Regions from separate parts of the Homo sapiens genome. Here region 2 is linked to region 1. The links are chromatin contacts, found by POLR2A ChIA-PET in ENCODE. All regions are on one chromosome and are shown on one strand. The core of a region is the stretch at or near the end of the contact, and the rest is flanking DNA. Distances in the headings are between cores, read along the strand shown.

Region 1 (4,875 bases), core at 1,185-3,684:
TTTTCTAACTGGCAAATGGAAGACAGGAGGAGAGGTGATGATTTCAAAGATGACTGAATCCGTTTCCCCAATAGGATAATTCATCTGCCCATGTGGTAGGTCCTGTAGAATGGAAATAACTTTGTTTTCGTTTTTAAGACAGGCTCTCTTGCTGTTGCCCAGGCTGGAGTGCAGTGGCACGGTCACGGCTCACTGCAGCCTCAATCTCCCATGCTCAACTGATCCTCCTACGTCAGTCTCCGAGTAGCTGGGACTAAAGGCATGCACCACCACACCTGGCTAATTTTTTTTTTTTTTTTTTTTTTTTTTTTTTTTTTAGAGATGGGGTCTCACCACATTGCCCAGGCTGGTCTCAAATTCCTGGGCCCAAGCAATCCACTCACCTTGGCCTCCCAAAGTGCAGGGATTACAGGCGTGAACCACCACACCTGGCAGAATGGAAATAATTTTGTGGAATTTATTGTACAGAGATAAAAATTAGGGAAGCTGCCGTCTGAGCAGATTCCTGACTTGTGAAACTTACCTGAAGAAAAACTATGGAAAATCTAAAATCATGAGGCTATCAAGAGCAGCTACTCAAAAGCCAAAGATGGCAAGCCCATTTAGGGGTCATTGAATAGGAATGGATCAACTAAAAGGCCTGAACAAAACTGAAGTCAGAAAAGGGAAATGCTTTGGCCAATCTAGATTTTCTGTTTAGTCATATCTGTCACTGTTTGCTAGGTGCTTTCAATAAACGTTTGAGCACCCACCACATGCCAAGCATTGGACTAGGCCTGGAAATGCAATGCCAGAAAAGTATGATCTTATGGTCTAGTGGGAAAACAGACCTTAAGGAATTAAAAGTATCATGATCATTGGGGGAAAATGCACATTCCAGTGGTCAGAAAATAGAAGCATAAGTTCACAGAGTCCAAAATGTGTTTTGTGTGGCCATGCCAACAAGGATCAGTAGGAATCCCGTATGTGCTAATGCAAAGATTCACTCGACCCTTCACTGCCCAGGAGGAGAGGTGGGTTGTTTGCACGGGAGTGATGTGCAGTTGGCGTGCAGACATCAAGAGCCAGTGTGAGCAAGTGACACTTCTTCAGTCGAACCCTGCTCTGGTGTGGTTGCTATATACCAGTGGCAGCAGAGAGACCAGGCTCACCAGTATAATTCTGCTGTTGAAGAGGGAGGCTGCTATGTCAAGACATATTGTTCTAGAATATTTCCAAGACCCCCTGCCTGCAGGAGGAGGTGCAATGGGCAGAGGAGCTCAGTGTCATGGAGTGTTGCTGAGTCACTAGTACCAGCAATGGGAAGTCATTGAAGAGTGTTGAGTAGGGAAATGATGTGGTCACGTGAGTGTGTTCAAAAGATGTTTCTAGCTGCTGTGTGACATGAACTAGAGGGAGGGGGTGAGCATGGTGGGGCCAAGTGGAAACTACAGTGGCAGTGCAGGGGTGAGGAGATGGTGGTTGTGGCAGTGGGAGAGAAAAGGCTCAGGCTTGGAACTGCCTAGGTGTGGGAGAGAAGGACAACAAGTAGTGTGAAACAACAGAAGAATGGGATCGGGGAAATATCCCAGACAAAAACATGTGGGTGAAGTGCAGAGCACAAATAAAGGTTGCTGCCTGACCCAAAAAGAGATTGCTGCTCTGTGAATCCTGTGTTACCATAAAGGACAACTGATTTAGATGGTGAACTTAATGGGCAACTCTAGAGTGTGTTTGATCTCATTAAACTCTAACACAACACACAGGAAACCCCAAAAATAACAAGACCAGTCCACAACCCCTTTAAAATCAAGAGCAAGGCCGGGCGCAGTGGCTCGCGCCTGTAATCCTAGCACTTTGGGAGGCTGAGGCAGGTGGATCACAAGGTCAGGAGTTCGAGACCAGCCTGACCAACATGGTGAAACCCTGTCTCTACTAAAAATACAAAAATTAGCCAGGAGTGATGTCGTGCACCTGTAATCCCAGCTACTCAGGAGGCTGAGGCACGAGAATCACTTGAACCCAGGAGGCAGAGCTTGCAGTGAGCCAAGATCATGCCACTGCACTCCAGCCTGGGTGACAGAGTGAGACTCCATCTCAAAAAAATAAATAAATAAAATAAATAAATAAATAAATCAAGCAAAATAGAAGAAACCAAAACATGCAACCATCCCAAATACAAATACAAAACATGGATTTAAATGATTTGTCACGTCGCTATTTTTAAATGCAGGGCGAATCCCATTAGAACCTTTCTCTCTGTGGATAAAATACAAATCCCTGCCTAATAAGCACAATAAGAGAATGTTGGCAATTCTGTTATTTCATCTCTAGCACGAATTGACCTCATTTCTCCAACTGGCTTTGTGCTTTGAAAAACTGACCAAAATGCCACGCGTGTGTTTGATTAGCACTTCACACCTTGTTTACAGTGCACTAGAGAAACTGGCTGTTGTTGGCATCCGTCCAGCTGTTCCTGATGAGTTGCCAGGCTGAGAAATCTCCCTGGATTGGGATAACTGGAACAAAGGCCAGGCTGACTGAAAAGTCAGCTGAGGCTGGGCCTGGTGGCTCACGCCTGTAATCCCAGCACTTTGGGAGGCCGAGGTGGGTGGATCGCTTGAGCCCAGGAGTTCAAGACCAGCCTGGGCAATACAGTGAGACCTCGTCTCTACAAAAAATAAAAAATGTAGTCAGGCGTGGTGGCACATGCCTATAGTCCCAGCTACTCAGGAGGCTGAGCCAGGAGGATTGCTTGAGCCCGGAAGGCAGAGGTTGCAGTGAGCCAAGATGGTGCCACTGCACTCCAGCCTGGGTGACAGTGATACTGTCTCAAAAAAAAAAAAAAAAGAAAAAGGAACGTTCAGATGGTCTTTTTTATTTTTGGTGGGGTGTGGGGAGAGATGCCCCAAAGCCTGAGCTAGACTCCTAGAGCTCTTTAATCCCCAGAACCAGCATCTATGAAAGAGGAGACTTTTTACAGCCCTACCCTCTTTTTCTTTGGCTACTGTGAAGTGTTTTCCCTCTGAGCTAAGGTATAAATGGCAACTGGTTTCCAAAACCACTTATTCACATAGCTAGTGAACCATTTGGGCTGGTACTGATAGCCTCCCCTGAACCATCCCAGGCATGGGGAGGGTTACAAGTGCTTCATGATATTTGTAGGTCAAGACCCTTGACACCCTGCCCAGGGCAGCCTGAGCAGGGTAGTTGGGAGTGACCCCATATGGTCAGGACTCGGGAGCCGGATCCCTCAGGATCACAAAAGCACACAAGGAGGTGTGAGGCAGAGTTCAGCCAGGTCTCGAAATGAGAGAATTGCAGGCCAGGCACGGTGGCTCACGCCTGTAATTCCAGCACTTTGGGAGGCCAGGGCAGGCAGATCACTTGAGACCAGAAGTTCAAGACCAGCCTGGCCAACATGATGAAACCCCGTCTCTACTAAAAATAGAAAAAATTAGCCGGGCTTGGTGGCGGACGCCTATAATCCCAGCTACTCGGGAGGCTGAGGCAGGAGAATTGCTTGAACTTGGGAGACAGAGGTTGCAGTGAGCTGAAATTGCACCACTGCACTCCAGCCTGGGTGACAGAATGAGACTCCATCTCAAAAAAAGAAAGAGAGAGAGAGACAGAGAGAGAGAGAGAGACAGGGAGGAGGGAGAAGGGGGAAGGGGGAAGGGAAGGGGGAAGGGAAGGGAAGAAAGAAGAGAAGGAAGGGAAGGAAGAGAAAAAGAGAAAGAGAAGAAAGAAAGGAAGAAAGAAAGAGAAAGGAAAGAAAGGAAGAAAGAGAAAAAGAAAGAAAGAAAGAAAGAAGGAAAAAGAAACAAAGAAAAAGAAAGAATTGCAGATCTCTAGGGAGAAAAACGAGGCCCAGAAGGACAAAGTGACTTGCTCAAAGCCATGTAGCTAACAAGGGACAGAGTCTTACACTTTTCACTCCCAGTGAATTTCTCCTATAGCTATATTGGTAAAAACCACAGAGTCAAAATTGCTCTCAAACTCCCATGACCTTGCCTGTAATACAGTTCGTCCAAAGGTTCACACTCTGAAAGGCACTTAGAGGGCTAATAGCAATGGAAGAACAGCAGGTCCAGATCGCCCATTTCAGGCTCACTCTGAAACCTGTGCTTATTGAGTGGAAAGGTCAGTGGAATCGCCCAGGCTTTTAAAACATTATTTCTCTCTTGCTCTCTCTCTTATTTCTCTAGAATAAATGGTTTAATTTATGTATGTTAAATGGGTGGTGAGGTGCTTGCTATATGTCAGGAACTGGAATGGACAATGGGGAGTTAATACCACTAATAATGGCCGAGCGTGGTGGCTCACACCTGTAATCCCAGCACTTTGGGAGGCTGAGGCGGGCAGATCATTTGAGGCCAGGAGTTTGAGACCAGCCTGGCCAACACGGTGAAGCCTCATCTCTACTAAAAAATACAAAAATTAGCCTGGGTGTGGTGGTGCCCACCTGTAGTCCCAGCTACTTGGGAGGCTGAGGCAGGAGAATCGCTTAAACCTGGGAGGCAGAGGTTGCAGTGAGCTGAGATTGTGCCACTGCACTCCAGCGTGGATGACAGAGTAAGACTCCGTCTCAAAAAAAAAAAAAAACAAAAAAACCTACCACTACTAATAGCAGCTAAGCTATTAAGAGCTTAATGTATGTCAGGCACTATTCTAAGAGCTTTGTTAACTCATTTAATACCAATGATGAATAAGCATGTTCCTTGCTTTCAAAATGCTCATTGTCAAGGGAAGTGGTTCTAAATCCTGGCTGGATATTAGAATCTCTTGGAAAGTTTTTAAACACCTTGATGTGTGGGCTCCACCTGCCAGAGATTTGGCTTTAACTGGACAAGGGATCAGGGGAGTCTGAGCATCAGGGTTTTTGCAAAGCTCTCC
Region 2 (4,818 bases), core at 731-3,230, 230 kb after region 1:
TTCGAGACCAGCCTGGCCAACATGGTGAAACCCTATCCCTACTAAAACCACAAAAATTAGCCGGGCATGGTGGCGCATGCCTGTAATCCCAGCTACTCGGGAGGCTGAGGCAGGAGAATTGCTTGAACCCAGGAGGCGGAGGTTGCAGTGAGCCGAGATTGCACCACTGCACTCCAGCCTGGGCCACAAGAGTGAGACTCCATCTCAAAAAAAAAAAAAAAAATCTAGAGTGGTCTCTATGTGACTCTCTAATGCAATTCTAACACTGTATGATTGTGCATTTTCCTATTTTAAATTACCAGTCTTTCAGAGGGAAGAGTATATAAGAAGATTCTTCCCAAAATAATTTGTGCAAATTGTTGACAGCCGAAGTTTGTAATGCACATAAAAGTAAAACTTTTATGTGTTTATTGTTCATTTTCCAGGAAGTTCTCAATTACAAATAGGCAGATTTATTTTAGGGAAACAGATTAGTAAAACCAGTTTTTCACTAGATTATTTACAAATTGTCTCACTATACGTTATACATATTACATGCAAAGGAGGCCTTATGATCCTTTTTTAACTATTCTCTCATCAATATTAAGATAGAATTCTTTAAAAGGAATGTAACTGCTCACCCTTTTGAAGTGTTTAAATGTCTTCACTAAAAATTTGACATTTTCTACTTGATTTGGTTTACTTTTTCCTGAAAAAAGTGAACACAGTGAAAGGAAGTGATAAATAGGGATGCAAATGGGTTATCCTTTCTTGTTCTAAAAAATTAGTCTTAAGTTTATTTTTCTCTCTATAGGAGATAAAAGATGTATGACATGGACCACTTATGGTTTAAGCTGAATTGCCTCTGTCTTATAATTTTTACTGAGATTCAGTTTATGTTTGACCTAAAAAATTTAAGTATCATACAAAGAGTTTATATAAGAACTTAATATAATTTTCTATAGCTCTTTTAACAAGTTGTAAACTATTTTATTAACCCTTTCTTTAAAAGGCTACCAAGAAGCTGATAATTCATGAGAAACAGATAAAATGACTATAAATTATTCCTCTCAAATAGGACATTTGGCCCTCTTTCTAAAATAATTTCATCATCTCTTTAGAGAGAATAAATAGTCTTTGGCAGGGAGCTAGATCTTGCAGATCTAACAGGGGGTTTTCCGTGTTGCATCAGAATAAGAATTCAAATAGAATAAGATAATTAACTTGAAATTCCAGGCTTGGGTCCACTCCTGACTATCTACTGGACCAGGAGCCTGTCTTGTGCCTTGCTCTGATGAGTAATTAACTTCAGTTTCTTCATTTGTGAAGTAAAGGGCTTAGACTAGATCATCTTTAGGGATTCCCTGAGCTCTGAAATGTTTACACTGTTAGAATAGGCCTAAGGCTATCAGTTTCAATTATGTTGTACTCATCTGTTTCACAGCTCTTCTTGAATATTTTGTTCAATATCAGAAGGATGTTGAGAACAGGGCATGTAAGGAGATGGTGAAAGGTCTAGGAACATGTTAGTAAGAATTGGAGGAACGGAGCTTGGAAAAGTGGTTCAGGGTGGGAGAAGTATGAGATCTTTTTCTCTGAAAAATATGGAATCTCTCATGTGAAGAAGGCAAACATGTATTCCAAGAACAATGGGTGAAACTTGCAAGGAGACAATTTCAGTTCCTATATACCCCTTTATCTCCAACTTCCAGTCCCTGATCCTCCAGAAGATCTTTTGATCTCTGGGCCACTGGCTTAAACTCTCCTCCAAATCCAGTCCCACCTCCTCCACAAATTTTTATGTAAGTTCTAAAACTCCAGCTTCCCTAGAAAATCCTTTAAACATCAACTGCCTGCTTTATCTTTCCTTTCCTTGCAAAATTTTCAGAGAGCACTCCAGCCTGATCTCTAGGCTCAGAGTATACAGGTCACTTGTGTCAATGCTGACAGCCAGAAAATAAACCTGGCACAGGCCCTGGTACGTGCAGCTAGTCTTGCTTTGCTGTACCTTACAACTCCTCCTACTTCCTGGTGTTCTGTAATCAGACTCCTCAGCCACAGACCTTCCTATACAATGCCTCCTGTGAATATATCCTGGATCCCTACTGCAAAGAATTCATGTCCCTTGGACAGAAACAGATCTTCTAAATTACAAAGCCCTTTTGTCTCCACTTTTGAAAGAGCCTATCAAATTTAGAGAGGAGTTAGAAAGATTAGTGGCCATTTATAACCCCATTCATAGGAACCTCCACTGGCTACTAAGGGGTGTTCTTTACACCCATGATTATACTGTGGTTATCAGACATTCCAGAAAGCCCCCAAATGAATGTCTTACCTCTAGAGGGAATAAGTGGCCAGAACTTCTCCCAGGTCCTCCTACAATTGACCAGGAAATGGCTGAGTTATGGGGCCTGATAGGGACAATATTAGAGGCCTTTTCCTCTAAGGTGAAGTGGTCTAGGGTTGAATTATGTACTCAGAAGAAAGGGGAACATCTTAAGGCCTATATGGAATGATTTATACAAACTTTTGAAAGGTTCACTGCATTAAATTCTGAAGCCCTAGGACATGAACAATTTTTAAATTCTGCCTTGGTTAGAAATCACCCTGATACAAAGAGGCAAATCCAAAATAGTGTCATTGGCTGGACAGGTCATTCTCTGAATGTTATTATAGAAGGAGCTATGCAATTCTTTAAAAATAACTTGCAGGAAAATAAGAGGAAAAACGGATTAAAGTCAATAGTACTTGCTTTGAAAATTGATTCTTTACAAAAACAAAATCATAACTCCAGGGAAAACTCAAAACCCACTCACCTTTCTCCCCAACCACAGAGCTTTGTCTTCAGATGTTTGCAGATATTGTAAAAAACAAGGGCATTGGAAAAACAGCTGTCCTAGACTTATGAGAAAGGAAAGCTTAAATAACAATCTCCCTAGACCCCAGCACCTTCACAAGGTCAGCTTTCTCTCTTCTGTGGGACAATACCCCATCGATTGATGGGGTCAGCTAATTTTCAGTCACCCCCTAGATCCCACTATTAAACTTACAGTAGAGGATTGGGAACTGAAATTCTCTTTCTTTTTTTATAAGAGACAAACTCTAGCTATGTTGCACAGACTGGACTCCTGGGCTCAAGCAATCCTCCTGTCTCAGCCTCAGACTATAGACATGGGCCACAGGGCCAGCTGGGAACTGTAATACTTAATTGCCACTGGTGCAACTGTCCCTACCATCTGCTCAGAGGATCTCTCTCCCTGTCACCTCTGCTTCTATTCAAGCTATTGGAGTTTCTGGGCAACGTATTTCATTGCCCATGTATCAGGCCACTGCAATACCCTTAGGCCTTCTTAACACCCATCATGTAACTCTAATAGATTCATTGCCCAATGTATACAGCAAATCAATATGCGGAGACACATATTGGGGGCAGCAGAGAAAGAGGTTTAATTGTAGGGCCACCAAACGAGGAGATGAGAGGAAACCTCAAATCCACCTCCCTGAGGATTTTGGGGTTAGGGTTTTTAAGGATTTTGGAGTAGGCCAAAGTGTGGAGATTGTTGATTGGTTGAAGGGTACAGGGTAAACTAATGACATGGGAGTTGAAGAAGCTGTATTTTCATGCTGATCCCATTCCTCTATGCTGGAATTCAGGGTATGAAACAAAACGTATGATTCTTATGTCAGAGATCCTGTCTGTAGGAATAATGGGGATGCAAATCAACTCTTAAACAGTCTTACAACCCTAATGTCAGCAATCCTATCCAGAGGAACAATGTGGTTACATCTGCAGATGCTCAGATTCTAGTGCTATGTGCCTTTCAGCAACAAGGAAGTGGGCCAAAGTGCAGCCTGATTAATGCTGAATTATAATTGTATTTCTCTAGAAACCAATATGCAATGCTTGTCAACCCTGTGGGAGTGTTTTCAGTCAAGGTTTTCTAGTTTCTGAGTCCTCACCAACAAACCTGTTAGGTGGAGATGTGTTATACAATGTAAAGAGAGAAGCATTTTTATTTCCCTGGCCTTAGACTTCCTCCTTTCCCTAATGGAAATTCATCTTGATTTTAAATCCTCTGAAGAGGAAGCAACCTTTAAAGATGTCTCAACTCATCTCCCAGCCTCACATGCCAATGAGATTGAATTGCTACTGTGTGTGGAGCCTGTAGTTATTGCCTGGAAAAGAATAAATCTTTCCTGATAGTAGCTCAGTATGCCCTCTCACAAAATGCAGAGCAAGAAATTAAACCTGAGAAAGAAAGAAAAAAAAAAAACCCTTTTTATCTAAGGAATGCAAACTCCTTTAAATTATCAGGCCCAGAGAGGTATTTATAATATAACAGCAGTCAGGTTTCATTCGCCCTTGAGCTAAAGAATTACCTCTTGAAGCTATATGTGCTATATGAGCTATAGACTAACTGATGCCATACAGCCATAAGATGTCATATACCCTATAGTTTAACAACGTATAGACAATCACTAACCAATGTGTTTCTGTAAATCAGTGAGAATTCTTGATGAACGTATTTTGTAATCACTCCCTCTCCTGATTCGTCCTTTTTCTTTAAAAACTTGAGCCTTTCCTTTGTTCTCCCAAAGGCTTGCCAAGGCAACCTGGAATCAGGCTGCAATCCTCAGCCTTGGCACAGAAAAACTCTTTAATTTTGCCTCAGCTTCTTCCTTTTAGGTCAACAAACTTATAATAGACTGTCTTTTACAGAGGGTGTTCTTGTCTTTATTTCCTTCCTTACTCTGTAATACCTTAATCTTGCCAGTAAAGAAATAAGGAACATTTGATTCAGACAGGAATAAAATCTATTGATTTGTACAAGATCTAAG

Evidence for each region. ChIA-PET counts read pairs that join two places held with the same protein, here RNA polymerase II (POLR2A).
Region 2: POLR2A ChIA-PET joins it to region 1 with 10 read pairs in A673. The contact joins two enhancer-like sites. POLR2A ChIA-PET finds 5 or more read pairs at or near these places in 2 of 52 experiments (A673 and BJ).

Annotation. Positions count from the first base shown.
Region 1 is chr11:102,239,922-102,244,796 of GRCh38, forward strand. No RefSeq gene overlaps it. Among named protein-coding and RNA genes, the nearest start is that of BIRC3, 75 kb to the right of the region's middle. Within about 2 kb of position 2,435, at least 4 of the 41 ENCODE cell types and tissues checked have a DNase peak (open chromatin) inside an H3K27ac peak, as active enhancers do.
Region 2 is chr11:102,475,036-102,479,853 of GRCh38, forward strand. The region is part of intron 1 of LOC124902740 (a long non-coding RNA gene); the gene reads left to right. All of the region lies in intron 1 of LOC102723838 (a long non-coding RNA gene), which reads left to right. Among named protein-coding and RNA genes, the nearest start is that of TMEM123-DT, 25 kb to the left of the region's middle. RefSeq lists a silencer at 1,866-1,915. Within about 2 kb of position 1,981, at least 13 of the 41 ENCODE cell types and tissues checked have a DNase peak (open chromatin) inside an H3K27ac peak, as active enhancers do.